2 separate regions of the Homo sapiens genome follow, and region 1 is linked to region 2. The links are chromatin loops, found by intact Hi-C in ENCODE. Cell type or tissue: HepG2. All regions are shown on one strand. Each heading gives the region's core, and the rest is flanking DNA. Links, peaks and the distances in the headings are about the cores only. Region 1 has its middle 22 kb from the start of ID2-AS1. Region 2 overlaps LINC01814 (long intergenic non-protein coding RNA 1814).

What was found. A loop is a pair of places that touch in the nucleus more often than their neighbours do. Peaks named below come from ENCODE experiments on the same cell type or tissue, not always from the same donor. Only the 100,000 strongest peaks of a DNase experiment are listed, where the experiment ranks them.
Region 1: it touches region 2 in a loop (6-fold over the local background); 3 of 110 quality-filtered maps call a loop at or near these places.

The regions. Positions count from the first base shown.
Region 1 is chr2:8,658,414-8,661,316 of GRCh38, forward strand. No RefSeq gene overlaps it. Among named protein-coding and RNA genes, the nearest start is that of ID2-AS1, 22 kb to the right of the region's middle. In HepG2, for the core only: a CTCF peak has its summit at 1,045; a DNase peak (open chromatin) is centred at 898.
Region 2 is chr2:8,573,251-8,576,153 of GRCh38, forward strand. The region is part of intron 4 of LINC01814 (long intergenic non-protein coding RNA 1814); the gene reads right to left. Among named protein-coding and RNA genes, the nearest start is that of LINC01814, 9.1 kb to the right of the region's middle. RefSeq lists enhancers at 1,403-1,602, 1,623-1,672, 1,693-1,742. In HepG2, for the core only: no CTCF peak of the experiment used is centred there; DNase peaks (open chromatin) are centred at 451, 801, 1,231, 1,541 and 1 weaker place; H3K4me3 peaks cover 1,987 bases.

The DNA.
Region 1 (2,903 bases), core at 87-2,586, 85 kb after region 2:
ACGCTCAACTGTGGCCCTGACGGCAGAGCTGACAGCTGCTCCGGTGCCAAAGTGTCTCTTAGGTCCAATTCTACTTACCCATAACTGCAGGGCCACAAGTCACTCTATAAATTGTGCCCCACAGTGGCCAGGCATCAGGCGTGGCTCATATCTTGTAATCCCAGCACTTTGGGAGGCTAAGGTGAGAGGATCACTTGAGGCCAGCAATTCGAGGCTGCAGTGAGCCGTGATCATGACTGCACTCCACCCTGGACAACACAGCAACATCTCCAAAAAGATATTTAAATGGTGTCCACAGATAAGTGTTGAGACAACAGGGCACGGTCAGCTCTATCTGCTGTCAGGACGACGTCGCGTGTTATTTACGCCTGGTTGGAACACGTCAGGGGGAATATCTTAACACATCAGATGCGTGTACTGGGCATGGGACCGTCTACCTGTGGGACCTTGCCCCCAGGTTCCCTGAGAGGTGCCAGGCTGGGGACCTCATCCAGTTCTATCTCTCTCAGTGTGGCACAGGCCTCAGTGAGTGGACATGGGGTGCACATTTCCCCTTCAGGAACTGTACAAAAATTGAAGAAAAGGAACCACACACCCCAAATTCAAAGAAAGCCTCCAACAATTGGAGTTGGAGGCGTTCTCCAAACCCCTTCCCCACTTCCTGACAGCCCCCTGTCAGCCTTGAAGAAGAGGAAGGAACAGGCCAACCTTGGGGACCCCGCCTGCCCCCAGGGTTGAGCAAGGCTCTGAGGGCACTGCTCCTGGAGACCAGGGCTGCCCCAGGGGCAGGGGCAGGGCAGAGCACCACCCTCGTCAGCAGCCTGTGGCCTTGGCCCGTCCTGTCATCACTCCGGACCTCTATTTCTCAACCGTAATTTTAAAAAAACAGGACACCGTGGCCTGTTTAGGGCTTCTTTTTGGCAATAACATTTAAGTCTGGAACATGACAAGCTCCATCTCCTGGTCTGATAAAACAGCAAGTACCACCCCCAGAATTCTGGACAACGTCCACCCCTCGGGCCCTGGACTTTCACCTGCACCCTGGCTGCTGAGCAGGCCTCTGGCATCATCTCCCAACCCAGTCATGTGTGGCTCCAGGCCTCTGAGCCCAGGCAGGCTCAGCCACCCTTAGCTGGAGGCCCCGACTAACACACAGTTCCCTCTTCTTCTGCAGGCCAGCCCCAGCCTCATCCCTGTGGTTGGTTGATATTGGTTTTAAGCTATGGGTGACAAACTCTCTGTTCTCTGAGTGTGCCTTCAGGACATGATGTCACCCTCGTTGAAGTCTGAATGCCCAGGAAAGGCTGCCTGAGGGGTTGGACTGGATTGTCGTCCACCTGCCCATCTGCAGAGCTGCCAGGGCTCACCCGCTTGGGCAGGAGCACAGTCCCTGGAGAGCTGGTCAGAGCAGACCATGGGCTGTCCCCAGAGGCTTGAATCCCACCGCTCAGGCTGGGGCTGGAGCGTCCACATTGCTGACGGGTTCCCCAGTGGTCTGGACGTCCTGGACCGCACTCAAAAATTGCCGCCCTCAAGCATCCGGGAGACAGGTGGTTCTGGCTCCTGGACACTGCTCCACCTGCCACGTCTGGGATAAAAGCCCCCTGCTCTGGGCCATCACAGTGGCGCTGTTGAAGGAGATCACAGAAAGCAGCCAGTCCAGCCCAGTACAGGCCAGGCTCCAGGGAAGAAGAACAGGCAGGGGCATCCAGCCCAGGGGAGCAGGGACGGTTTCAAAGGAAGTGATATCTGAGGCTTCAAGGACAGAGAAGGGTCAGCCAAGCAGCGAAGGGGAGGGTAATGGTGTTCCCAGGAGAGGAGCGGGCAGGAGTAAACATCCACCCAGGGCTGTCCTGGGAACAGCAGGTGTGTGTGGCTCCACACAGATGGCTGGAGCATCATGGGAGAGGAGCAAGAGATGGAAGCTGAGGCTGGACAGTGGGCTGGCTGGACCCTGACAGGCTTCAGGCCGGTCGTGGAGTCTGGACATCAGCGTGCAGCTGCTGTCAGCAGACGGGGCTGGCAGGGCTCACAGAGGCAGGGCTGACATCCAGTCTCAGGCCAGGGCCAGAGTGACTGTCCACAGGGAAGAGGGGACAGCCCCAGGTATCTGGGATAGAAGGAGGAGGGCAAGTAGGGAAGAAAATTCAGAACTCACATTTTTTTTTTTTCCTGAAACAAACTCGAAAAAGGTACTGTCGGTTAAAAAACAAACAACAAAATAAAAAACAAATAACAAAAGAAAACTCTGACCCTGTGGGTACCACACTTTTTTTTTTTTGAGACGGAGTCTTGCTCTATCGCCCAGGCTGGAGTGCAGTGGTGTAATTTCTGCTCACTGCAACCTCCGCCTCCCGAGTTCAAGCAGTTCTCCTGCCTCAGCCTCCCGAGTAGCTGGGATTACAGGCACGCACCACCACACCTGGTTAATTTTTGTATTTTTAGTAGAGACGGGGTTTCACCACGTTGGTCAGGCTGGTCTCCAACTCCTGACCTCGTGATCCACCCACCTCAGCCTCCCAAAGTGCTGGGATTACAGGCTTGAGCCCCTGCGCCCGGCCTGTACCACACTTTTAAAGAAGCAATTGATTATAGACGTTTTCTTGCTCCCTACGGCATCAAATGTTTGGTGTCACTGTGTGGTGCTGCAGACCCATGTGTAGATGGCCACAGCCTGCGTGCAGCTCTGGGGGTCTTATACCTCCATGTCCACACCACCCTCTTCCTCTCTTACTCCTCCTTGGGCTTCCTGGCCCAACTAGTTTCCAGTATACTAGGGTATACTTAGACCTTCTCAATGCCCCATGCTCACTGACTTGGGGTGCACTGGAGACACTGATCTCTCATTTTAAAATAAGAATCAGTGAATAGGTGGATGTGAGGATTTTCCATTCACCTTCCAG
Region 2 (2,903 bases), core at 269-2,768:
CAGACAGCCTGCACTGAACGCTGGGGTGATGATTACATCAGCCACCACGTATCAAGCACCACCGTTCCGGCCCCTCTCTTATCCTTTGCTTATTTAATCCCCACCACTAGCCTCTAAGGAAGTATTCACATCCCCATGTGCAGAGGAGAAATCGGAGGTGGTTTGACTTGCCCAGGGCCACCCAGGTAATGAGGGGTTTGGACCGAGGATCCCGGCCTCCACAGTTGTCACATGGCTGTCTGCCTTTTGCAGGTCAAAATTCCCCAGCCAGAGCCAGGTCCCCCGCAGAAGCTGTGTGTCCTGTCTGCAGCGGGAGGCCAGGCCTGCCTGGTGCTCACATTCCCCAGGTGGACTGTCTGGGAAGAACCGCCACCCCCTGGGCTTGTGGGAGTGAAGGCCTGTGCAAGGTGGTGGGGGAAGGGCGAGCCGGACAGAAAAGCCCCAGGTAATGTAAATGGAAACTCTAACCGACAGCCCTGCACCTGGTGTTTTTGCATTTCCCAATCCAGCTGAAGGGATTGTGTGTGCAGCTTTGAGCTCACTCCTAGGCCGAGGTCAGGTGTGGCCTGGAGGAAGCAAGCAGTGGCCCACGTCGCGAGACAGCCGGTCTGCACCGCAAAGCCACTTCACGTCCCAGCCTGGGAATTCTGGGATGGTGCTTGTTTCAACCCTGTCCCTTGGGTGACCTGGAAAACACCTGGGTGTCACCCCCACCTCAGCTCTAAGCCGGTCATTCCCGGCCAAAGCAGGAGAACTCTCTCAGCTCCAGGGAGGAAGGAGTGACGCCTGCTCACCCTACAGACACGTGAGGGATTACAGGGAGGCCCAAAGCCACTTGTCCAGCTGCAAACTGCAAAGGTCACCCTCCGCACACTCTCTTCCCTGAAGCCCCTGCACGCCGCTGGGGACCGGAGCATGTGGTTCTCTCTAATGACAAATATGCGTGTCATCTACCCCCAAAATACAGCAATCGCCAGGAAAGCGAGGTTCCTGGAGCTGAAAGAATTTGCCCAAGGTCACACACAACCGGCAGAACCGGGACTTGCCAGGTCTGAACCCAAGGCTCCGGCACTTTCGCTGAGCCTATCTGTACAGGAACTGCAGCTGCCGCAGTTTAGGGAAACCAGTCCGAATACGTGACCCAGCATCGGCCACCCGCTAGGGCCGCCAGAGTGAAAGCTAGGCCCTGGGGAAACCCCAGACACACAGGAGGCAGGGTCCCTGGCCTTGAACTACAATAAGTAGGTGAGCTGGGCAAACTGTGTGCAGCTGACTGGAGCCGGCCCCAGCTGCGTGCAGACGGACAGGTACATGCTGAGTGTCAGGGACACAGAAGAAGGAGGGGGCATGCAGCCAGCCGGTGCCAGTCTGAGAATGCTGATGCCCACCTCAGGTTCTGGAGAGGACCTGTGTCCAAGGAGGAAGGCGGGCAGCCAGTCTTGCCCACAGCTAAGACAAGGCTCTAAAACACAGCTATGGGTGGGGACATCGGCCTGGAGGCCTCCTAGCCCCCATCGGGCAAAGAGCACCTTTCACAGACACAAATGCATGACTGTGCTGGGCAGAAAGAAGGCCTGTGACTCACAGGCTTCTGCATCCCTGCAGACATAGTGTGCGGGGAGGCGTTTGGAGGCAGCCTCCCCCGCCAGCGGGCTGGTCTGTGGTGCCCTGAACTGCATTCACTCCCCACGGTAGTCTGAGCCCCCTCCCCACCACCAGAAAAGGTATAGCAAGCAGTGCAATGGGTTGGCTCATCCATCTACCACTTCCCCAAAATAGATTCCTGCCCGAGGGCTGTTCCAATGCAGGAGGCTGCTGGATTGAGCTGGCCTTGGTCCATGCACCCTCCTATCAGTTAGAACCCTTTCTCAGAGGTGCCTCCGGGAACCAGATCATGTCACTGACAACTCTTCCCAGTAGCAGAAAGCTCAGGAGCTAAAAAGGCAAATATAGGCCAGATGTTGGCCAAGGGGCTTAGTGGTTGTTAAGAAACGATCTCTGATTCAACTCCCAGCTAAGCTCGGCCAGACGGTCATCTGAGTGCCTCTTCCAACCTGTCCCCGAATTACGTGTTCCACAGGCCCCATTCTCTTGGGGTCTGAGGGGTGCCCTCACCCTGAGCGTCGGGTCCCTGCAGTCCAGGTTCCAGTCTCCTATGGATCCCGAGTCCAAATGAGGGACTCGGTTCCCAAAAGAGGAGGCTCTTTGCTTGGAGAGCAGCCCTCAGCCTGCGCTGACAGCACCTCCTCCGTTATCCGGCGCACTGCCAGGAGCTGCACCCACAGAGGAAATGGGCCCGTGACATGAAAGCCCCAACAAAACCAACATCGGGTGGGTTATTTTTATCCTCCTAAAGATTTTTAGCCAAGACCCCGGCAGCTAAAGGGCATCCCGGGCTTTGAGGAGACTTCTCTGCAGCTCTCACTCCCACGCTCGGTGCCCTCCCTCCCCTAGCCCCCCCACCCCCGCCCCCGGGAACTGAGAAAGTGGATCAGGTCAGAGCAGAGCATTCCTCATTCTGCCATCTCCACGGGAAAACTAATTAGTTGCCAAATATTCAGAATGGGTAATTGCTACCTGAATTAATAAGGGCAAACAGCCGGCAAGAAAACAGTGGTTTACTATTTCTGAGCGCTTACCTCTCTTAACCCAGAGTCCAGACTCCGCGGGAATGGACCCACGTGTGGCATGAGGCAGAACTCCGGCTGGGGCTGCCGAAAAGGGGGACACAGATGGTGAGGGCAGCTCCTGCACTGGGGTCAGCTAAACAATGCTGTAGCGAAGTCACCATCTGTTTCCTCTTGCACACACGTATACACACACATAAACACACGTGCATGCACGGGCACACACAGGCATACCCCACACAAGTACACACATGCATGAACACATGTGCACATATA